6 separate regions of the Homo sapiens genome follow, and regions 2, 3, 4, 5 and 6 are each linked to region 1. The links are chromatin contacts, found by Hi-C or POLR2A ChIA-PET in ENCODE. All regions are on one chromosome and are shown on one strand. Each heading gives the region's core, a stretch centred on a gene start or an enhancer-like site at or near the end of the contact. The rest is flanking DNA. Distances are from core to core; before and after follow the strand shown. Region 1 has its middle 22 kb from the start of SNU13. Region 2 holds the start of WBP2NL (WBP2 N-terminal like). Region 3 has its middle 20 kb from the start of TEF. Region 4 holds the start of NDUFA6 (NADH:ubiquinone oxidoreductase subunit A6). Region 5 overlaps NDUFA6-DT (NDUFA6 divergent transcript). Region 6 overlaps CHADL (chondroadherin like).

Region 1 (3,547 bases), core at 410-2,909:
GCAGCCCTGGGGTGAGCTCCAGGCTGGCTTTGCTGTGCACACTATGCCCAAGCCTACGCTCCTTTGCCTCCTACTTCCAAAATGGAGAGAATGAGAGTTCAGAGGTCAAACACCTACCAGAGCCAGGCAGGTATGTGAATGTTAGACAAATCACCCGAGGTCTGTGATAAACAGCAACAGAGTGATATTTCTCTGTAAATCAATGATGCCTTCTCTGCCTGCTGAGTCCCCCACCCAGGAGAGAAGAAATACCATGTTCCAGTGGAATTGGTTAGGCCTTTGGAAGCTCACGAGGCTGATTTAGCAAATTTACATCTTAGTGCCATCATATATACAAGTGACCTTGGGCAGTTTATGAGGCATTTTGAGCCTTAGCTTCCACATTCTTATAATAACGTCACATGGTGAAAATGAGAAAATACGTAAAAGAACATGGCACTCAATAGATACAGTTGGCCCTCTGCATCCGCAGGCTCCACATCGATGGATTCAACCTACATGGATCAAAAATATTTGGGGGCCAGGCGTGCTGGCTCACGCCTGAAATCCTAACACTAGGAGGCCCAGGCAGGCGGATAACGAGGTCAGGAGTTCGAGACCAGCCTGGCCAGCATGGTGAAACCCCATCTCTACTAAAAATACAAAAAATTAGCCGGGCATGATGGCGTGCACCTGTAATCCCAGCTACTCGGAAGGCTGAGGCAGGAGACTCGCTTGAATCTGGGAAGCAGAGGTTGTAGTGAGCCGAGATCGCGCCACTGCACTCCAGCCTGGGCAACAGAGCGAGACTCTGCCTCAAAATAAATAAATAAATAAATAAATAAAACTTGGGGAAAAAATCGATGGCTGCGTCTGTACTCTTGCTCTTGTCGCCCAGGCTGGAGTGCAGTGGCGCGATCTTGGCTCCCTGCAACATCTGCCTCCTGGGTTCATGCGATTCTCCTGCCTCAGCCTCCCGAGTAGCTGGGATTACAGGCGCACAACACCGCACCTGGCTAATTTTTTACTTTTAGTAGAGACGAGGTTTCACCATGTTGGCCAGGCTGCTCTCAAACTCCTGACCTTAGGTGATCCACCCGGCCAGGCCTCCCACAATGCTGGGATTACAGGTGTGAGCCACCGCGCCGGGCCAGACTTTAAATTTTGTCATTAGCCCGCCGGGCGCGGTGGCTCACGCCTGTAATTCCAGCACTTTGGGAGGCCGAGGAGGGCGGATCACCTGAGGTCAGGAGTTCGAGAGCAGCCTGGCCAACGTGGTGAAACCCCATCTCTACTACTAAAAATAAAAAAATTAGCCGGGTGTGGTGGTGGGAACCTGTAATCCCAGCTACTCGAGAGGCTGAGGCAGGAGAATCACTTGAACCCGGAAGAAGGAGGTTGCAGTGAGCCGAGATCACGCCACTGCACTTCAGCCTGGGCGACAGAGCGAGACTCTGTCTCAACAACAACAAAATTGTCATTATTCCATAAATAATACAGTATGACAATTATTGACATAGCATTTACATTTTATTAGGTATCGTAAATTATCTAGAGTATAATTTAAAGTATCCGGGAGGCCGTGCGTAGTTCATATGCAAATACTGCGCCATGTTACATCAGGGACTTGGGCAACCTCAGATTTGGGTATCCGCATGGAGTGCCCTCTGGCGCTTGACTTCTACCGCGGCCATCGCGCTTCCATCCGCCAGGTGGCGACACAGCCGGCGCGGAGCGCCGATCTGGGCCTGCGCATGCGCGCCACGGACGAGGCAGGCCGGGTGCCTGGGCCTGGGAGCCATAAGCCGGAGAGTCTGGCGGGCTAAGCTCAGCGGCATCCGGGTTCCTTGTGGCCGCCGCAGCAGCTCGAGAACACGAATCCGTTTGGCCAAAACTGAAACAAACACACGGATGCACATATGTCTGTTTACTTCTAGGCCAGGTGCAGAGGGAACGTCTGGAATGACACTCAACGAAAACTGCGGTTACTTGGGAAGATGAGCCTTTTACCTCTCAGCCTTTCCCCTTCTGTAATGTCTTGTTTTAATGTCTTGTTGAAAACCAGAAGAGGCCGGGCGCGGTGGCTCACGCCTGTAATCTTAGCAGTTTGGGAAGCTGAGGTGGGGGTGATCACCTGAGGTCAGGAGTTCGAGACCATCCTGGCTAACACGGTGAAACCCCGTCTCTACCAAAAATACAAAAATTAGCCGGGCGTGGTGGCAGGCGCCTATCATACCAGCTACTCGGGAGGGTGAGGCAGGAAAATCGCTTGAACCCGGGCGGCGGAAGTTGCAGTGAGCAGAGATCGCGCCAATGCACTCCAACCTCAAAACAAAACAAAACAAAAAAGTAAACAAAAAAAACAGAAGAAAGGCAGGGCAGGACCACGAGCTCTGAGGGAGATTAGTCATCCACTTCCTCTCCCTGCCGACTATCCAGAAATTCCATCCTCATTAGCATCCGTATTAGGAGAGGAAACACACCCAGGTTTTACTGGAACGGGAGCTATGTATTCAGCCTTTCTTGTTTAAGCCACACTGCCCCTGACTGTAAGGACCCTGATGCAACCTTCTCTGCATCATGTATGGAAGCAAATCCTACGTGGACTTCTATCTTCTGAGGACTCAGGCGGCTCGTGGGCCATGCCAGCACTTCTAGTGTTCCTCGCTACCCTGCAATTTTAGCATGACCATTTATTTATTTATTTGTTTGTTTGTTTATTTATTTATTTATGACTACAAAGATCCAGAAGACAAACATGACCATTTCTTTCTTTTTTTTTTTTTTTCTGAGATGGAGTCTTGCTCTGTCGCCCAGGCTGGAGTGCAGTGGCACCATCTCAGCTCACTGCAACCTCCACCTCCCGGGTTCAAGTGATTCTCCTGCCTCAGTCTCCTACGTAGCTGGGATTACAGGCATGTGCCACCATGCCCAGCCAATTTTTGTATTCCTAGTAGAGAAGGGGTTTCACCATGTTGGCCAGGCTGATCTCCAACTCTGGACCTCATGATCTGCCTGCCTTGGCCTCCCAAAGTGCTGGGATCAAAGGCGTGAGCCACCGCACCTGGTCCTTTTATTTTTATTTATTTTTATTTTTTTTGAGACTCAGTCTCGCTCTGTCGCCCAGGCTGGAGTGCAGTGGCACAATCTTGGCTCACTGCAAACTCTGTCTCCCGGGTTCAAGCAATTCTCCTGCCTCAGCCTCCCGAGTAGCTGGGTTACAGGCATCACCACGCCCAGCTAATTTTTGTTTTTGTTTTTTGAGACTGAGTCTTGCTCTCTTGCCCAGGCTGGAGTGCAGTGGCATGATCTCGACTCACTGCAACCTCTGCCTCCTGGGTTCAAGTGATTCTCCCGCCTCAGCCTCCCAAGTAGCTGGGATTACAGGTGCCCCCCACCATGCCTAATTTTTGTATTTTTAGTAAAGACGGAGTTTCCCTTTGTTGGCCAGGCTGGTCTCGAACTCCTGACCTCGTGATCCACCCGCCTTGGCCTCCCAAAGTACTGGGATTACAGGCGTGAGCCACCACGCCCGGCTAATTTTTGTATTTTAGTAGAGATTTTGTAT
Region 2 (3,611 bases), core at 708-3,207, 330 kb after region 1:
AGAAGGTATTTTATATGTCTGCTGCCAGCTGCTGGTCTCCACACCCTCAACCGTTCTCAACCCCCCTGCAGGGAGAAGGCCTCCTGGGCACTGTCCTTCCACCTGTGCCAGCCACCCCCTGCCCCACTGCTGAATGAAGGCCATTTCAAGCGCTGCTTCTCACTCCATTCCTCTCAGCTGTTATTGCTGCAGGGCCAAGCCCTTTTTAGTGCTGTGCTCGTCCAGCTCACCACCACAGCCCCTCTCAGCCCTCAGTAGGTGGGAGGGGCCAGCTGCCTCTTTAGGCCAGTTGCATCCTCCATTTATCCAAACCACTCCTCTCCTCCCAGTGGAGTGGGGTTCTGCCAGTACAGCCCTACTGCATCATCTGCGTCAGCCGGTCCTAGCCCATCTGCAGGGTGAAAGAACTCATCAAGAGCTCCTTCTGCCCTTGTAAGCCCATCCCAGCTACTTGTAACCATCTCTAAGGGCAATGGCATTGCTCCCTACCCATTCATCTGCATGAGCTACTCTTGGCTTCCTTAAAGGGTCAAGAAAGCAATTTTTCTGCTTACTAGATTCATTGAGATCAGCTGTGTGAGCCCCAAAGTGGGACAAGGGTGTCTCCTTCATTACTTAAAGATATTCATGAGGGTGGGTCACTACAGATGTTGGGGAGCAAGGGCTAGGATCACTTTTTAAAAAATCACCACTTGTGGCTGTCCCAGAGTGCGGTTGTACATCCTCCCCACCTCATAACGCAGCCACTGAGGAAGAGTGGTTTTCCTAAGAAGACATTGCTGGAGTTGACTTTCTTCTGTCCAAACAAACAAACAAAAACTAAACACACACACAAACCCCCAGAAACCCACAATATGTACACGCTAAGGAAAAACTAGCACCCTTCTGTCCACTCAGCAATAAGAGGGATCTCTTCCCACCTACCCTACCTACTCCTACCCCCAACCCCCTTCCCCATTAATGTGAGTAATGAATTAGCCTGACCACAGGTGGTCACTGTAGGCTAATGGAAAATACCCAAGGGAGGGCAAAGCCCCCCATCAGATGCATGAATGTTTGCGAATGTTGACTGCCACTGCCCCACACACTGTGTCTTTATAGAATTCCCCTTTGCCCACCCTCTTCCTGTCTCCACCTGGACACAACTTGCTCAAAGGCTGGTGACTTGTGGGCCATTCATCTACAACCAAGTCCTGATGGAGCAAGAGGCCCACGCCTAGGGGATGCAAGAACAACCCGTTTCTTAAATGTTACCAGTCCCAGCCAATCTTACGGTGACATTACAGTTAAATTTCCCAATTGAAAACAAGCAAACAGACACTCAAACTGGTCCTGTAATTGTTGCTAGACTTTATGTGTTGTACAACTAAACATTGCTGTTTGAACAGTAACTGCCTGGCCTGTCTTATTTGTGCTCCTTGACCAAATCAGCCATTATGTCATCTCACCCATGTGTGGAGGGTGAGACTCTCTTGGTAAGAAATAGCCACAGATATTAGAGATGAAAACACTTTGTGAGGTCAGTTCATCTTCAGTTGGCGTCAGGTCGGGCCTCAGTCATTATTTTCTAGTGTTTCATAACCAAAGTGAGTAATGGATGGGAGGTTGAGGTGGGAAGATGGCTTGAGCATGGGAGGTTGGAGGTGCAGTGAGCTGAGATCATTCCTGACAGGACCAACCCAAGTCCATACCTAAAGGCAGGGGGCTAAGGGGGCAGGTGAGGTCGGGAGGCCACTCACCTATCACTCACCCCTTCGCGCTCGAGCCAATTCTCAGGGCCCGCCTCTTTCTCCCCTTTCTCGGCGGGGGCCTCTACCCTGACTCCGCCCCGCTCCCCGGGCACTGCCCCACCACGTGACCCGGTCTCGCTCCTCCTCCTCCTCCTCCTTACGTCATAATCTCCGCCCTCCCCTTCAGAACCGCGCCCCACAGCTCGGCGCAGGTCCCGCCCCTTTCCATCTACGGGGCGGCAGGAGGCCCGAAGCAAGATGGCGGTGAATCAGAGCCACACCGAGAACCGCCGCGGAGCCCTCATCCCTAACGGTGAAAGGTGCCTGAGGGGAAGCACGGCGTGCTGTCGGAGGAGAGGAGACGAATGAGATAGACATGGCGGCTCGCAAACTCTCAGCGAGTCAGGGACTTTGCCGCCTTTTTTGGGCGCGGCGCTCTTAGCTCCGCCCCCGACCTTTGGGAGCGCGCGCCCCTCACTGGTGTTCCGGCATGTGGAGGTGGCGGAGGCCGGAACGCGTGGCCTCGCGCGTTTGAGGGGTGGGGGTGGGAATGCGCCTTTTCAAGGCGCGGGGCCCAGACGCATGTCTCCTCAGGGCGGGGCGGGGAGGGGGTGCGAGACGCGTGTGTCCTTCGAAGAGAGGCCGGAGCTGACCGGCGGTTGTGAGCAGCCGGGGGCCTTCGGTGGCAGCGTGGCTGCCCTTGGGTGCCTGCGACTTTGTTGGATGAGGACAGGTACTGGGTGTGTATCTCCTCCTACTTCCACGAACAAGGTGTCGCTCTTTGGTAAGAGGGATGAGGAGGTCGAGTGTGGATCATTCTGGAAAGATCTCAAACTGTTGTGGGGCTTCTCCTTGGACCTGGAAACTTTCTAAAGCCATGTTTCCTCCTTGCTCCAACCAGGGAGATGTCTGCTTTTAAAAACAAAATTGAAAAAATTGAGGCCAGGTGCAGTGGCTCATGCCTCTTATCCCAACAGTTTGGGAAGCTGAGGTGGCCCAGGAGTTTGAGACAAGACTGGGCAACATAGTGAGACCCCATCTCTACAAAAAGTAGAAAATTAGTGGGCCATGGTGGTGTGCACCCATAATCCCAGCTGCTTGGGAGGCGATGGTAAGAGGATTGCTTGAACCCAGGAGTTTGGGCTGCAGTGAGCTCAGATTGTACCACTGCACTCCAGCCTGGGTAACAGAGCCAGATCCTGTCTTAAAATAAAAGATGGGACTGAACAGATGCCTGGGCACAACAAAGCACTGTTGGTCGCAGGAAGCTGTGGGGCTTACACCAGTTGCTTTGCTCCTTGCGGTGCCTGCTGCTGGCCCCTGAGCTCTCTACTGGAGCAGACTCAGCCAGAGGGGTGCCCATCTCCACCTTCAAGCACACTTGTTCACTAAGGCCTGACTCCACTGCGCTCACCTCTTTACCCCACACGCCCCCTTTCCCGTTTCCTACACTCAAACTCAGTCTCCCCCGCTGTGCAGTTCTAAATTGCGCTCCTTTCTGGGCTCTGACTTGCCCTCAATTTCCTTTTCTCCCAACCAGCATTGAAACTCAAGCTGGATGATGTGCTTGGGGCCAGCACACTCAGGTCAGTTTGAATGTAGTTGTCAGGAAGATCGAAGTAGACGTTACCAAATGCTGATATCCAGGTCTTTCTTCTATCTTTCCTTCCTCCAGAAAGTTTTCTTGACAGATTTATATGGGCCTTAGAGGTTGTATGTTCTCACCTGCTTCCTACGTACCTCTGCTGCTTTGTTCCATTTTGTGGTAGATGATTGCTCACCACTCTGACAGTGGTGTCCCCGTGAGCACTTACTGAGAGCCATTTGAGCACTTGTCATTCCATGGTGTGAAGCCTTTCTTTTCTTTTCTTTTTTCTTTTC
Region 3 (3,765 bases), core at 1,083-3,582, 260 kb before region 1:
CTGTAATCCCAGCTACTCAGGAGGCTGAGGCATGAGAATCGCTTGAACCTGGGATGCAGAGGTTGCAGTGAGCTGAGACCATGCCACTGCACTCCAGCTTGGGCAGCAGAGCGAGACTCCATCTAAAAAAAAAAAAAAAAAAAGGAAAGGACAGGCACGGTGGCTCACGCCTGTAATCCAAGTGCTTTGGGAGGCCGAGGCAGGCAGATCACTTGAGGTCAGGAGTTTGAGTCCGTTTGAGTCCAGCCTGGCCAACATGGTGAAACCCTGTCTCTACTAAAAATACAAAAATTAGCTGGGCATGGTGGTGCAGGCCTGTAATCCCAGCCACTTGGGAGGCAGAGGCTGGAGAGCTGCTTGAACCTGGGAGGTGGAGGTTGCAATGAGCCAAGGTTGCGCCACTGCACTCCAGCCTGGGCGATAGAGCGACACTTGTCTCAAAAACAAAACAAAACAAAACAAAACAAAAAAAACCGAGAGGACTAAAGAGTTGGATCCTCTTGGTGGGACTCTTGAGGGTTTTCCTTTTCTCCTGTTCTTTGGCTATAAAACATTTATAATTTTTTTTGGGGGGGGGGACAGAGTCTTGCTCTGTCACCAGGCTTGAGTGCAGTGGTGGGATCTCGGCTTACTGCACCTCCGCCTCCCGGGTTCAAGCGATTCTCCACCTCAGCCTCCCAAGTAGCTGGGACTAGAGGCGCATGCTGCTACACCCGGCCAATTTTTTGTATTTTTAGTAGAGACAGGGTTTCACCATGTTGGCCAGGCTGGTCTCGAACTCCTGAGCTCAGGCAATCTGCCCGCCTCGGCCTCCCGAACTCAGGCAATCCGCCTACCTCCGGCCTCCCAAAGTGTTGGGATTACTGGCATGAGCTACCACGCCCAGCCTGCAAATATTTCTTTTATATATATATTTTTATTTTTATTTATTTATTTTTGAGACTATCGCTCAGTCACCCAGGCTGGAGTGCAGTGGTGTGATCTCGGCTCACTGCAAGCTCCACCTCCCGGGTTCACGCCATTCTCCTGCCTCAGCCTCCCCCAAGTAGCTGGGACTACAGGTGCCTGCCACCAAGCCCAGTTAACTTTTTTTTTTTTTGATTTTTTAGTAGAGACGGGGTTTCACCGTATCATCCAGGATGATCTCAATCTCCTGACCTTGTGATCGTCCCACCTCGGCCTCCCAAAGTGCTGGGATTACAGGCGTGAGCCAGCGTGCCCAGCCTGGCCAGGCTGGTCTTGAACTCCTGACCTCAAGTGATCCACCCACCTTGGCCTCCCAAAGTGCTGGGATTACAGGTGTGAGCCACCGCGCCTGGCCCCCTCTGTATTTTCTACTCTGCATGCAAATGCGCTCTCTCAAAGCGGAGATCTGTGCAGCCACGGCAAGCACAGGGGCATGGGCTTGAAACATGTCAAAGCTGTGAAATCTCTGTATGTATGGCAGAGCACTGGCTTTGGACTCCGACGGTCCTAGGATCAAACCCTGCCTCCATCACCAATTTGGGGTATGATCGTGGGCAAGTCACTTCCCTTCTCTGGGCTTCCAGTTTCTCACCTGTAGAATGGAACACCAGCGGCCGGGCGGTGGCTTACGCCTGTAATCCCAGCACTTTGGGAGGCCGAGGCAGGTGGATCATGAAGTCAGGAGTTCGAGACCAGCCTGACCAACATGGAGAAACCCTGTCTACTAAAAATACAAAATTAGCCAGGCATGGTGGCACATGCCTGTAATCCCAGCTACTCAGGAGGCTGAGGCAGGAGAATCACTTGAACCCAGGAGGCAGAGGTTGCGGTGAGCCGAGATAGTGCCATTGCACTCCAGCTTGGGCAACAAGGCGAAACTCCATCTCAAAAAAAAAAAAACAAAAGCAAAAACGAACACCAGCTTCATAAGACAGTTGTCCCACGAAGACACCTGGAGCAGGGCAAACACCACTCAGCAGCTGCCATTATGGTGACAGAGAGGAAGGTACGGACCTACATGGAGACCATCACCTCCAGTCCCAGCAGCTGCTGCCCATCGCGGGTTGTCTACCAGCTGGTGTGGGATGCAGCCAGGGTCAGACCAGCTGTGTGGTCTTGGACAACTTATCCATTTCCCTGAGCTGTTTCTCTCTCTGTCCAACAAGGATGCGCTACACAGGTCACATGTGCGTGCCTGACAGCACATCTCGACCCTTCTCCTTCCCCTCCACCCCAGCTCCTTCAAGGACAAATTCCGAAGCTGGACACATGCCCCCTTCCTTTACTGCACCCTATTACCAGACAGCCCTTCACACACTGCCCCGTGGCTGTGCCAGGCTGGCCCAGCTGGCAGCTCCTGACGTCAGCAGCTAATCCGGGAAAGCTGCCAGCCAGAGATAGGGGTGAGCAGCAAAGGAAATCAGAAACAGGTTTTAAGATGGGTGCCCCAACCCCCCAGCCAGCCCTCAGGGAGCTTTCATCAGCCTCTCACTTAAGCAAATCCTCGCAACCATGCGTCCTGATGCCCGGTCCCCTCAGGATTAAGTAAGTGCTGAGCAGGAGGCTTTTATTTTAAGCTGCAGCTCTGTCATCAGGAGCTAGGCACACAGCAAGCCACTGCCTAGCTGTCCCATAGGTTTCTCCAAACAGAGTAGTGGGCGTCCACTCAGGTCTGGATTTCAGGCTGACTCCAGGAAGTCCAGACTACAGGGAGGTAGAGGGGACGGGGCAAAGGTCAAGGATCAGAGGTAGAGGGGACAGGACAAGGGCCTCAGTGTGTTGCCTCCAGCTGGCCCTCCCTCTTAAGGCACAAGGCCCGGTGCACCATTCCTCACTGTTCTTATGTCTTCCCAGCGTACAGCACGCAGGACGGTGCTATGGTTTGAATGTCTCCCCAGAATATATGGGTTGGAAACTTAATCCCTAATGCAATAGTGTTGGGAGGTGGGTCTTAATGGAAGGTGTTTACATCGTAAGGCCTCCACCCTCACGAATGGATATAAAAGAGCTTGAGGTGGCTGGGTGCGGTGGCTCATGCCTGTCATCCCAGCACTTTGGGAGGCTAAGGCGGGCAGATCACCTGAGGTTGGGAGTTCAAGACCAGCCTGACCAACATGGAGAAAGCCCGTCTCTACTAAAAAGACAAAAATTAGCTGAGCGTGGTGGCGCACGCCTGTAATCCCAGCTGCTTGGGAGGCTGAGGCAGGAGAATTGCTTAAACCCGAGAGGCAGAGGTTGTGGTGAGCCGAGATCGGGCCATTGCACTTCAGCCTGGCCAAGAAGAGCGAAACTCCATCTTAAAAACAAAGAGCTTGAAGCTGCACGTTGGAGCTCTTGCTCCCTCTCACCATGGGATGCCTTCTGCCACGTTATGACACAGCAAGAGGGCCCTCACCAGATGCAGCCCTCGATCTTGGGCTTCCCGGCTTCCCGAGCTGTCAGAAATAAATCTCTATTCATACCAGCACAAAATGGGGCTGGATGCAGTGGCTCATGCCTGTAATCCCAGCACTTTGGGAGGCCAAGGCAGGCAGATCATCTGAGTTAAGGAGTTCGAGACCAGCCTTGCCAACATGGTGAAACCCTGTCTCTACAAAAATACAAAAATTAGCTGGGCATGGTGGCGGGCACCTGTAATCCCAGCTACACAGGAGGCTGAGGCTGAAGAATTGCTTGATCCCAGGAGGCGGAAGTTGCAGTGAGCCAAGATCATGCCATTGCACTCCAGCCTGGGTGACGAGCGAAACTCTGTCTCAAAAAAAAAAAAAATTTCCTGTAGAGACAGGGTCTTAACTGTAT
Region 4 (3,485 bases), core at 665-3,164, 420 kb after region 1:
TTGATTCCTCAGCTGGAGTCCTGATGATGGATACCATAAAACCCGTGTGGCACAGGTTTGAGTAACTGGCCAGCTACAGATCACTGATCTTCCCCATAGGGATGCATACTCCTTGACCCCTTCTTTTCTCTCCTCTTCCCTTGCTTTCTAGGCTCCTGTAGCCCTCTGCCTTCTTTTCCTCCTCTCAAGACCCTTCTGACTTTGGGACTTTCTTCCCAAAACAGAATTTGAGGGAAGGTCTTGGGAGGGGTCGGTTTAGAAAGAGCTGGATCCTCAGAGTCAGGATACCTGGGTTCTGTCTTCTACTTGGCCACTGATTTACCCTTCACAAGCCACCCTTTTTGAATGTGGTCCTCCTTCCCCCAGCACCTTCCTCCTGCAACCAGAGAGGGTTCTGGGTACTCCTAGAAGTATTCTGCCAGGCAAACATTATGTTTTCAAACTGCTGAATTTGAATGCACCACCCCGAAACACACACACACACACACACACACACACTGCTACAGTCACTCCCCACACACATCTTTTATCTGCCTGCCCCTGAAGGCATCTGAATTTGCAGTCCCTGAACCAGCAGATCACTCAAGTTTCTCCTTCTCTAGTATCGCGTGGGTTTAAGTTCTGGTCAGTAGCAATTTTTCCAAAAGTCAGCTTGAAGACAGGGACTCTGTGGAGCAGACACAGTTCTCATATGTCAAAGAACCGGGTTCTGCTTGGAAGCTGCTGCTAAGGAAAGCCCTATAAATAACAAAAATAACAACAAAAACAACGGCAGCAGCTAATATTTAATGAGTTAAATATGCATCAAGTCCTGTTCTAAGCACTCTAGATATTTTAACTTAATACAGTAACCTTCTGAAGAAGGAATTATTATTCCCATTTTAAAGATGAAGAAACTGAGGAATAGATGAAATAACTGGCCCAAGGTCACACAGCTAGTTGAGGGCAGCGCCTGAAGAAAAGTCCGTGCTCCTAACCACCACATTCTACCGCCTTTTCACACACACAAGCAGGGACTCGACAGCCCTGAGGAGTGGCACCGTGCTCCAGCTCACTCAAAAACACCTCTTTCTCGCACTTTGGGAGGCCGAGACGGGCGGATCACGAGGTCAGGAGATCGAGACCATTCTGGCTAACACGGTGAAATCCCGTCTCTACTAAAAATACAAAAAAAAATGGCCGGCGTGGTGGCGGGCGCCTGTAATCCCAGCTATTCGGGAGGCTGAGGCTGAGGCAGGAGAATGACGTGAATCCGGGAGGCGGAGCTTGCAGTGAGCCGAGATCGCACCACTGCACTCCAGCCTGAGCGACACAGCGAGACTCTGTCACAAACAAAAAAATCCAACGGGCATCTATAATTACACTCTGCAACTCTAGACTTTGGGTTCTGGGTACAACAGTGGCTCGGCCTGGGCCCTGGGCACATCACTTCACCTCTCGGTGCCTCCGCTGCCTCACCCACAAAGTGAGTGTGTCACTGACAGTCATCGTCCTCCCGCCAATTGCGAAGGACAAAAGAGACCAAAGCTCCGATAGCACGTACGAATGCTAGGCACGGCCGGTCTGACCACCGCGCCGCCGCCAGGTCCGGCCCATGGTAGGCTCGGGTGACCCTCTTCCCCTGAAGCACCCGCAGTCGCCTCTGCCCAAGTTGGTGACCTCAGCTGGGCCCATGAGAAACCCCGGCCGGGCCGGCTACGACCTTGAGCGGCGGCCTCCGGGTCCCCACGTAAGCCGCTACCTCTCACCAGTGTTCGGCACCTCCCGATACCAGGCGCGGTAGAGCTCGCGCACCCTCCGCTTGGCCTCGTTCATGTCCCGACTGAAAATGGGCTTCACGAAGGTGCTGGCGGTAGAAGTAGCTTGGCGGACGCCGCTCCCCGCCATCTTGCCAAAGCATCCACTCCACAACCCCACCCCTTTGCAAGCAGCGCGTGCGGACCGCGGGCGAATGTCTTTTCCCATTGGCTAAGGAGGAACGCCCCGCCTGTATGCTGGGTGGGCGGGAGGATGACTCTGAGGCTCTCGGATTGGCTGGGAAGCCTCTCTCTGGCTGAGCGAACGGTGGGTGCTGCGCATGCTCATCTACAGAAACGCCGCTTGGCCTTTGGACTACACCATCTGTCGCTCGCTCTAACGAGCCGGCGTTGCCGCCAGGGGACGCTCGGGCCGCAGGAGGTCGCTGGGTCGTGAGCTGGCGCCGGGGACGCCGAGCGACTGCGGGGTTTCCCTCAGCGTCCTGCTATCCGGCTGCCCGCCGCGCTCCTTGGTAGTGTCCGTGGGCGCGCAGGCCTTGAAGAACCTCCTCGTGGCGGGACCCCGAGGTAACTGCTGAGGCAGATAATGGCGCCTGGGCTGCGGTGGGGCTTGTCCTGCCGCCTGGCGGCTTTCTGCAGGGCCAGGATATACTTACTTTTCTGTAAACCAACTCTTCCTTAGCGCAGGAGAGGTGTCAAAGAGCTGGCGCGTCTCCAGAGCCCCGGGAGGAAGGCTGTAACGGCAGCCCCATCGTAGACAGGGACATTCGCATCCCGAGCCCTGGATCTCTGAAAACCAGCCCAGAATTTGGAAGCTGGAAGGAACTTTAGATCGTCCATTCTGAGTGTCTCTCTTCGCTGGCGTTTTCCCACTGAGGTTATGTAAACATGAAGAGGAGCCTACAAGTGTCAAGGAAAAAACGACAGCTAACCACAGGGCAGGCCATGGGCAAGATATCTCAGTGTTCTCCGCTCTCATAGGTCAGGTAGGTACCTCAGCATCCCCATTTTACAGGTGAGGAAACTGAGATGGCCCAGAGTCTAGGTCACCTGACAGATCGCCCCCACCTGCCTGACTGCTGCCTAAGAGGCTCCGTCTTTTTCTGAAGGTGTAGTTGACAGGAGCCTGTGAGTATTGGGGAAGGGCCAGGGGCCGGGGCTGAGCATCTACTCCAAACTTTCCCATTTCGAAGGGTTAAAAAACCAGATATACTTTTTTTCTTCCTTATTATCTTCTAAAATGTATATATATATTCAAGTGAGCTATACAAAAGAAAGCACGTAACATATATAAATTATAAAGCATAATAATAAAATGGAAGCTTTTGAACCTCAGTACTGACTTAAGAAGTTGTAACACAGTTAAGGTTTGTATAAAGTGTCCTTAGATGTCCTTAGTAGCCACTGTTCTCTAGTTCTCTAGGTACATTAACTTGGCTAGGCTTCACAACACACCAGTGAGATTGTGTTGATATACCCTTTTTTTTTTTTTTTTTTGAGACAGAGTGAGACTCACCTAGGCTGGACTGCAATGGTGCAATCTCGGCTCACTGCAACCTCCGCCTCTCATGTTCAAGCCATTCTCCTGCCTCAGCTTTCCGAATCGCTGGGATTACAGGTGCGCACCACCATGCATGGCTAATGCTTGTATTTTAGTAGAGACGGGGTTTTGCTATGTTGGCCAGGCTGGTCTCAAACTCCTGACTTCAGGTGATCCACCCACCTCAG
Region 5 (3,803 bases), core at 962-3,461, 450 kb after region 1:
GACTCAGTCTTAAAGACAAAAAAAAAATACTGAGTCTTACACACTTTTGCATCTTTGTGTCTCTATGGGTCTTCACACAGAGCTTGGCACATTGTAGCTGCTCAGTCAGCACTGTTTGTGCTGAATTGAAACAATGAGATATGTACAAAGGGGCTGTCTCTCACTACTGGGGATTTAAAGCCACCCCGAGGCATTTGACAAGCTGTTCTGGCCAAGGTTGAAGAGGTTGTCCTGTCATAAAGCCCCCCTAAGACACGATGTCACACATAGACACCACTCTCTGTGCGAAAGGGGGGGCCTGTGCACTGAACTCCCAGACTTAGCTGGGCCTCAGTGCTCTTCTTGGGTTTGGTCATAGAGCCCAAGAGGAGGTGGATAAGCTGCCTGACACTGATATGGTAAAAGGATTATCTGCAAATTTCTAGCGTCATCAAGACTGGCCTCTTTGGTAAGCAGGCCTAAAAGGCTGCCCTCAATAAACCACCCAAGCAGGTGAAAATTATCTTTTTACCCCAAGCCTACCTTTTCTACATCCTTTTCTACTTGACATGCCCCTTCTACTCCTCTTCTCTCCTTTAGGACTCATTCTCTCTCCTTTCCTCCTCTAAACCTCCTCCCAGAAAAAGACCTGATAACTTCACTTACACCGGGTTATAGATGACTAACAAAGCTTACTATTGAATATGTTGCTAGTAGAAATCTGAATAAGATACAGCAACTTTTCAACTCTGATCATGGCTTTAAGCACTAGGATGAACCACAGCCATGTAATCATTCATTTGGTTACTTAGCTCTTGCTGTGTCCCACGCATAGGGGCAGCTACTGGGGGTTTGACAGTGGACGGACCTAAAGTGGTCCCTCAGTCAGGGGACAGTACAGTACCCTAAGAGCACTGAGGAGGGCCACCCCACGTGAACTCAGGTAGTCAGGGGAGCCCTCCTGAAAGCCATGGAGAAACACATTCTAGGTAGATAACAGCACATGCAAAGGCCTAGAAGTGAGTGTCTGAGGTGGAAGTTCAGAGTCTTTGTCGTCAGCAGGACATGGAGCAACACTTGACACTGAGATTTAGGCAGAGAGAGACAGAGAGACAAAGAGAGATAGAGAGACAGAAACAGATACAGAGACAGAGTTAGAGATACAGAGAGATAGACAGAGACAGAGACAGAGATAGAGACAGAGCTAGAGATACAGAGAGAGACAGAGATACAGAGAGAGAGACAGATAGAGATACACAGAGAGAGGCAGAGACAGAAATAGAGACTGAGAGAGGCAGAGACAGAAATAGAGACTGAGAGAGGCAGAGACAGAAAGAGAGACAGAGATAGAGACTGAGAGATAGAGAGAGAGAGGAGTGGGAGGCAGGAGGAAAACCAGAGCATGAGAGGTCAAGCAGCCAAGAGAAAAGGCGAGGTCGTTAAAGAAAGGGTCAGCTGGGGCCGGGTGCAGTGGCTCATGCCTGTAATCCCAGCACTTTGGAAGACCGAGGCAGGCGGATCACGAGGTCAGGAGATCAGGACCATCCTGGCTAACATGGGGAAACCCCGCCTCTGCTAGTAAATACAAAAAAATTAGCTGGGCCTCGTGGCGGGCCGCCTGTAGTCTCAGCTACTCGGGAGGCTGAAGCAAGAGAATGGTGTGAACCCGGGAGGCGGAGCTTGCAGTGAGCCGAGATCACGCCACTGCACTCCAGCCTGGGCGACAGAGCGAGACTCCGTCTCAAAAAAAAAAAAAAAAAGAAAAAAAGGAAAGAGTCATCTGGGTTTGGTGACTAGGAGCGTACTGGTGACCTCAGTGAGAGGGGTTTCAGAGGCTTATGGAGACAGATGCAGGTTGAAGTGGGTTGTGGAGCGCGGGAGAGGTAGAAAGCAGTAAACACACCCCCCTGCCAACACCGCTCTCAGGAGACTGGTGTGAAGGGTAGGGGTCAGGACGCTAGCTGGAGAAGGAATATGGGTTCAAGGGAGAAGGGCTTTTTTCTTTTTAATAGAAGAGATCAGCAATGTGTTTAGATGCTGATGGAAGGAGCCAGAAAAAAGGAAAAGGAGAATATTGAGGTGAGACGAGATCTCCAAATGCCCAGGTGAGAAGACCAGATGAAATGGGGCACAGGAGTAGGGCTAGCTTTGGAGAGGGAGGGGAGCCTCCTCCCCTCATCCCCTGGAAGAGGAAATGGCCTATGAGAAGCCGGTGAGTGAATGGGTTTGGTGGCAGCAAGTTGAGGAAATGCCCATCTGATGGTGCCTATGCTCTCTGCTGAAAGTGAGGAAGACGGGGTGGAGTTAGAGGTTAAAGAGAGAATCTAAGGGCCGGGCACTGTGAGGAGGGCAAGGCAGGATTGGTGGAGCCCAGGAGTTCAAGACCAGCCTGGGCAACATAGACCCTGTCTCTACAAAAAAATTAAAAATTAGCTGGGTGTGGTGAGGTGTGCCTGTGGTCCCAGCTACTCAGGAAGCTGAGGTAGAAGGATCACTTGAGTGCAGGATGTTAAGGCTGCAGTGAGCTGGGATCACGCCACTGCACTCCAGCCTGAGTGACACAGCAAGACTCTGTCTTTAAAAAAAAAAAAAAGTGGCTGGCCTCGGTGGCTCACGCCTATAATCCCAGCACTTTGGGAGGCCGAAGCGGGTGGATCACCTGAGGTCAGGAGTTTGAGACCAGCCTGGCCAACATAGTGAAACCCCGTCTCTACTAAAAATACCTTAAACCCAGGAGGTGGATGTTGCAGTGAGCCGAGATCGTGCCAGTACACTCCAGCCTGGGCGACAGAGACTCCGTCTCAGAAAAAAAAAAATCCTCCATAGTCACCTGTAGTCAGCCCTTCCTCCTACTCCCACACCCTGGCAATCAGTGAACAGTTTCCTGTTCCTGTGGTTTTGACTTTGCAAGATTGTCATATAAATGGAAACGTATGGTAGCCTTTTCAGTCTGGTTTATTTTACTTAGCACAAAGCATTTGAGATTCATCTAGTCACGTGTATCCGTAGTTTGTTCCTTTTATTGAGTGGTGGTCCGTTGTATGGATGTTCCAGAACATTTGGACTATTTCTAGTTTGGGGCATAAAATGACTATTAATAAATATTCACGTACAAGTTTTGTGTGTACATAGATTTTCCTTATACTTGAGTAAAGAGCAAGCAGTGGAATTTTTGGGTCATATGGTAAGTGTAAGTGTAAGTTTAATTTTGTAAGAAACTCAAACTTTTTCAAAGCGGCTGTCTCACCAGCAATAACCGAGAGGTTCCAGTTGTTCTACATCCTCTCCAGCATTTGTTATCTTTGAAAGCCATTCTAAAAGGCATATTTCAATTTTTATTAGATCGGTATTGAAGATTTACATTATTAAACTATGTAAACAGGCCAGGCGTGATAGTTTACACCTATAATCTCTGCACTTTGGGAGGCGAAGGCAGGAGGATCACTTGAGCTCAGAAGTTCCAGGCCAGCCTGGTCAACATAGTGAGACTCTGTACAAAAAATAAATAAATAAATCAGAAAAAAATTAGCTAGGTCAGGCACAGTGGCTCATGACTGTAATCCCAACTACTTGAGAGGTCAACATGGGAGGATCGCTTGAGTCCAGGACTTCGAGACCAGCCTGGACAACATTGGGAGACACTGTCTATTTAAAAAAAAAAATTAGCTGAGTGTGGTGGTGCCCTGTGATCCCAGCTACTAAGGAGGCTGAGGTAAGAGAGTCACTTACTTGAGCACAGGTTGTGGAGGCTGCAATGAAACGTGATCACTGCACTCCAGTCTGGGCAACAGAGCAAGACTCTTTCTCAAAACAAAAAATGTAGA
Region 6 (3,334 bases), core at 454-2,953, 430 kb before region 1:
TTCGCTCAACAAGCATTTGCCAGCTTTCCTGAGGAGGTCAAGGAGGCCACCAGGAATTTGGGAGCGGTGGAGCCTATAGGTGACAGCAGGCTCTGCTGAGAATCTTGGCGGCTCACCAATTATGTGACCTACAAGCCACTTCAAGCCTCTGATCCCTTCTTTGTAAAAAGGGGATAATAATAGTAATAATAAACAGTTAGAGGGCTTACAACGTAGCAGACACTGTTCAAATCAACTTATCTATGCTAATTTCATTCTTACAACAACCATCATGAGGTTAGATACTACATCCCCCCTTTTTACAGATGGGCAGGAAAGGTTACGCGGCTTGCAGAGTTAGTTGGTAAAATACCAGAGCCAGGACTGGAGCCCAGGTCTGCAGGACTCCAGGCTTCTTGTGACTTTTTATTTTTTTTTGAGATGGAGTCTCACTCTGTCGCCCAGGCTGGAGTGAAGTGGCGCGATCTCAGCTCACAGCAACCTCTGCCTCCCAGGTTCAAGCAATTCTCCTGCCTCAGCCTCCCAAGTAGCTGGGATTACAGGCACCCACTACCACGCCCAGCTAATTTTTGTATTTTTAGTAGAGGCAGAGTTTCACCATGCTGGCCAGGCTACTCTCAAACTCCTGACCTCAGGTGATCAGCCTGCATTGGCCTCCCAAAGTGCTGGGATTATAGGCGCGAGCCACCATCCCCGACCTCTTGTGACTTTCTCATGTAATTATGTAAAGTGGTCTCGCCTACCTATTAGGTCCCAGCCCGCTAGGCAGAGCAGATACCATGCCCACTTTATGGATGATGAAATCAAGGCTCAGAGAAGTCCACCCTCAACATCCCCAGGAAGGGTAACTAACCCTGGAAAGGGCTTATACATGCCTGGCTCTCACAGGACCCGCCCCTCCCCACAAGCTGCTCGGATGGGCATGGACATGGTGTGCCTGGGGAGATGACAGGGGCTTGACTGAGAGTGGCTGGGTGGTCTTTGGCTGGAGGTCTAGGTGGGGGTGCCCACCTGTGCAGCGGAAGCAGCTGGCAGTCACAGTGGAAGGGATTGCTGCTGAGGTCGATGAGCTCCAGCTGGCTGAGACTGGGCAGGGCAGGCAGGGCCCGAAGCTGGTTCTTCTGCAGGTGCAGGCTCTGGAGCCCGGGCCCCAGGCCTGAAAAGGCCCCAGGACAAATCTGCAAGGAGTTGCCAGGCCCCAATGTGAGCTCCTGGCAGAGCTGTCCCACCCCCAAGTCTGGAAGGGAGCCCCATCTTCCCTCAGCAGAAGAGAAGCTGGAGAGCCCAAGCTGGTCCAGCCAGGAAGTGCAGCGCTGGGTCAAAACCCAGGCTGGTCTGATGTCAAAACACTTGCTCCGTCCAAGTCACCCAGATGCCCAGTTCATGGTCCACCCCACCACCCAATAATGGCAAAACCTCTTGGGGGCTCTCAATATGTACAAACAGTAGATGACTGCATGGTCCCAAATTCCTCCCTCCTCTATGCTCCAGCAATACCGTCCTGTGCAGGCACCGTGTGTGGCCTGGGTTCTGCCCGGACTGTCACTCACACCGGTAGGGGCAGTCCTGGTTTATCTCAGGGTCCCCGTGCCCAGGCTGAGACCTGGCACCAAGGGGCTGGCAAATGCTTGTTGAGTGAATGCACGCTGCCTGTGGCCTTGTGCCGCCTCCTGCACCAACCCCGCCAGATGCCCAGTGCCCACCTGCTCCAGGCCACTGCTGTTCAGGAAGAGGTGCTGCAGCGACCTGCCCACAGGCTGGAAGGCTCCGTCACGCAAGGCCCTGAGTGGGTTGCCCGAGAGCTGCAGCTCCAGGAGGGCAGGCAGCCCCTCCAAGGCCCCAGTGGGCACCTCTCGCAGCTGATTCCTGTCCAGGTGCAGCTTCTCCAGCTCCCGAGCTGGGCCCAGCGCCCCAAGGGACACTTCGGTGATGCGGTTTCCACTCAGGTAGACCCAGCGCAAGGCCCGTGTTCTCCCCAGGTCCCCAGGTGCCAGGCGGTCCACAGCGTTGTCCTGCAGGTGCAGGGAGAAGAGGCTGGGCAGGGCGCGCAGGGCAGCCCCTGGCACCTGCAGGAAACGGTTGCGTTCTAGGTACAGGTAGCCGAGGCGGGGAGCCCCTTCAAGGGCAGCAGCGCTGAGGCCTGCGAGCTGGTTGTCGGAGAGGTACAGGTAGATCAGGCGGCCCAGCCCGGCCAGGGCGCCCGCTTCCAGCTCCGCGATGCCGCAGTGCTGCAGGTGCAGCGACACCAGGTGGCCCAGGCCGGGGAAGGCCGCTCGGGGCACCGAGGGGAAGTGGTTCCGCCTCAGGTCCAGGAGCTGGGTGTCGCTGGGGAAGCCGCGGGGCACCGCCTGCAGGCCGCAGCCCTCGCAGCTGCTGTGCCGGGACTCGGGGACGCACACGCAGGCGCGAGGGCAAGGCGCGACTGCCCGCTCCTCCCCGGGGCCGCGCGGAGGGCCGCGCGGAGGGGCGCGGGGCCCGGCCACAGCCCGCTCTTCCAGCTCTTCCTCTTCCTGCGCCGCGTCCCCAGGGCAGCGCAGGTCCCAGGGCCGCAGGGCGTCCAGAGCCTCGCCCCGCAGGCGCCGCGGCCCCTGGCACGCGCCGTCCGAGCGCACGCGCGCCCGCGCCAGCCACTCGAGTAGGGGCCGCGCCTGGCAGCCGCACCACAGCGGATTCCCCTGCAGCCGCAGCCGGCGCAGCTGGCCCGGGCCCTGCAGCGGGGGCAGGGTGTCTAGCTGGTTCCCGCGGAGGTCGAGGGTGTGCAGGCGCGGACAGTGTGCGAAGGCCCTGGGACCCAGGGCCTGCAGGGCCCCGCCGTCCAGCAGCAGCTCCCGCAGGCCGGGCAGCGCCAGCCCGTCCTCCTCGCCCGCGTAGGTGAGCGGGTTGTGGCCCAGCTCCAGACGGGCCAGGCCGCGGGCCTGGGACAAGACAGGCCCGGGCAGAGCCTGGAGCTCGTTGTGGTGTAGGCTGAGCCGTCTCAGGGCGGGCAGGCCAGCCAGGGCCTCGGGGGCCAGCACGCTGAGCGCGTTGTGCGACAGCCGCAGCCAGCGGACGCGCAGTAGCCCCTGGAAGGCCATGGCGGGCAGGTAAACCAGGGCGTTGTGGGCCAGGTTTAGCGTGGCCAGCGCACCCAGTGCCCCGAACGTCCCCGGCCGCAGCTCCTCCAGTGCGTTCCCCTCCAGCTCCAGCCGCCGCAACGAGCCCAGCCCGTCCAGCGCCTCCTGGGGCAGCTCACGCAGGTGGTTGGAGGCCAGGTTGAGCAGGAGCAGGCGGCCCAGGCCACGGAAGGCGCCCTCGGCCACCAGCTCCACCTCGCAGTGGCGCAGGTCCAGGTGTG

What was found. Hi-C counts contacts between places; a loop is a spot of excess contacts on that map. ChIA-PET counts read pairs that join two places held with the same protein, here RNA polymerase II (POLR2A). Pooled maps may share reads with other maps.
Region 2: a pooled map shows a loop between it and region 1 (6-fold over the local background). The contact joins the promoter of WBP2NL here to the enhancer-like site in region 1. A Hi-C loop is called at or near these places in 5 of 50 pooled maps. POLR2A ChIA-PET finds 5 or more read pairs at or near these places in 2 of 52 experiments (GM10248 and HEK293).
Region 3: a loop to region 1 is called in a pooled map, with 5 times the contacts of the local background. The contact joins two enhancer-like sites. A Hi-C loop is called at or near these places in 6 of 50 pooled maps. POLR2A ChIA-PET finds 5 or more read pairs at or near these places in 12 of 52 experiments (AG04449, CD4-positive, alpha-beta memory T cell, CD8-positive, alpha-beta memory T cell and 9 more).
Region 4: a map of B cell shows a loop between it and region 1 (10-fold over the local background). The contact joins the promoter of NDUFA6 here to the enhancer-like site in region 1. A Hi-C loop is called at or near these places in 1 of 168 maps with a recorded cell type or tissue (B cell) and 6 of 50 pooled maps. POLR2A ChIA-PET finds 5 or more read pairs at or near these places in 2 of 52 experiments (activated CD4-positive, alpha-beta memory T cell and activated naive CD4-positive, alpha-beta T cell).
Region 5: a loop to region 1 is called in a pooled map, with 2.4 times the contacts of the local background. The contact joins two enhancer-like sites. A Hi-C loop is called at or near these places in 1 of 50 pooled maps. POLR2A ChIA-PET finds 5 or more read pairs at or near these places in 3 of 52 experiments (B cell, activated CD4-positive, alpha-beta T cell and activated naive CD4-positive, alpha-beta T cell).
Region 6: a pooled map shows a loop between it and region 1 (23-fold over the local background). The contact joins two enhancer-like sites. A Hi-C loop is called at or near these places in 2 of 50 pooled maps. POLR2A ChIA-PET finds 5 or more read pairs at or near these places in 2 of 52 experiments (AG04450 and K562).

The regions. Positions count from the first base shown.
Region 1 is chr22:41,665,137-41,668,683 of GRCh38, forward strand. No RefSeq gene overlaps it. Among named protein-coding and RNA genes, the nearest start is that of SNU13, 22 kb to the right of the region's middle. Within about 2 kb of position 1,660, at least 39 of the 41 ENCODE cell types and tissues checked have a DNase peak (open chromatin) inside an H3K27ac peak, as active enhancers do; they include B cell, where a contact is called at or near this core.
Region 2 is chr22:41,996,831-42,000,441 of GRCh38, forward strand. WBP2NL (WBP2 N-terminal like) reads left to right here and starts at 1,958. Exons shown (of 6, transcript NM_152613.3): 1 at 1,958-2,050. The coding sequence starts at 1,989. It overlaps SEPTIN3 (septin 3), which reads left to right. Exons shown (of 12, transcript NM_001363845.2): 12 at 72-1,391. The coding sequence ends at 137. It also overlaps the pseudogene SLC25A5P1. RefSeq lists enhancers at 1,508-2,024, 2,025-2,539 and a silencer at 1,851-1,910.
Region 3 is chr22:41,399,844-41,403,608 of GRCh38, forward strand. No RefSeq gene overlaps it. Among named protein-coding and RNA genes, the nearest start is that of TEF, 20 kb to the left of the region's middle. RefSeq lists an enhancer at 2,625-2,769 and a cis regulatory region at 2,691-2,704. Within about 2 kb of position 2,333, at least 26 of the 41 ENCODE cell types and tissues checked have a DNase peak (open chromatin) inside an H3K27ac peak, as active enhancers do.
Region 4 is chr22:42,088,858-42,092,342 of GRCh38, forward strand. It overlaps NDUFA6 (NADH:ubiquinone oxidoreductase subunit A6), which reads right to left and starts at 1,915. Exons shown (of 3, transcript NM_002490.6): 1 at 1,749-1,915. The coding sequence starts at 1,887. NDUFA6-DT (NDUFA6 divergent transcript) reads left to right here and starts at 2,076. Exons shown (of 5, transcript NR_034118.2): 1 at 2,076-2,324; 2 at 2,440-2,743; 3 at 3,262-3,375.
Region 5 is chr22:42,118,045-42,121,847 of GRCh38, forward strand. The region is part of intron 3 of NDUFA6-DT (NDUFA6 divergent transcript); the gene reads left to right. Among named protein-coding and RNA genes, the nearest start is that of CYP2D6, 11 kb to the right of the region's middle. Within about 2 kb of position 2,212, at least 6 of the 41 ENCODE cell types and tissues checked have a DNase peak (open chromatin) inside an H3K27ac peak, as active enhancers do.
Region 6 is chr22:41,235,473-41,238,806 of GRCh38, forward strand. It overlaps CHADL (chondroadherin like), which reads right to left. Exons shown (of 6, transcript NM_138481.2): 3 at 1,704-3,334; 4 at 1,012-1,178. Among named protein-coding and RNA genes, the nearest start is that of CHADL, 3.8 kb to the right of the region's middle. RefSeq lists enhancers at 1,258-1,846, 1,847-2,435, 2,436-3,024, 3,025-3,334 and silencers at 2,210-2,309, 2,370-2,749. Within about 2 kb of position 1,704, at least 16 of the 41 ENCODE cell types and tissues checked have a DNase peak (open chromatin) inside an H3K27ac peak, as active enhancers do.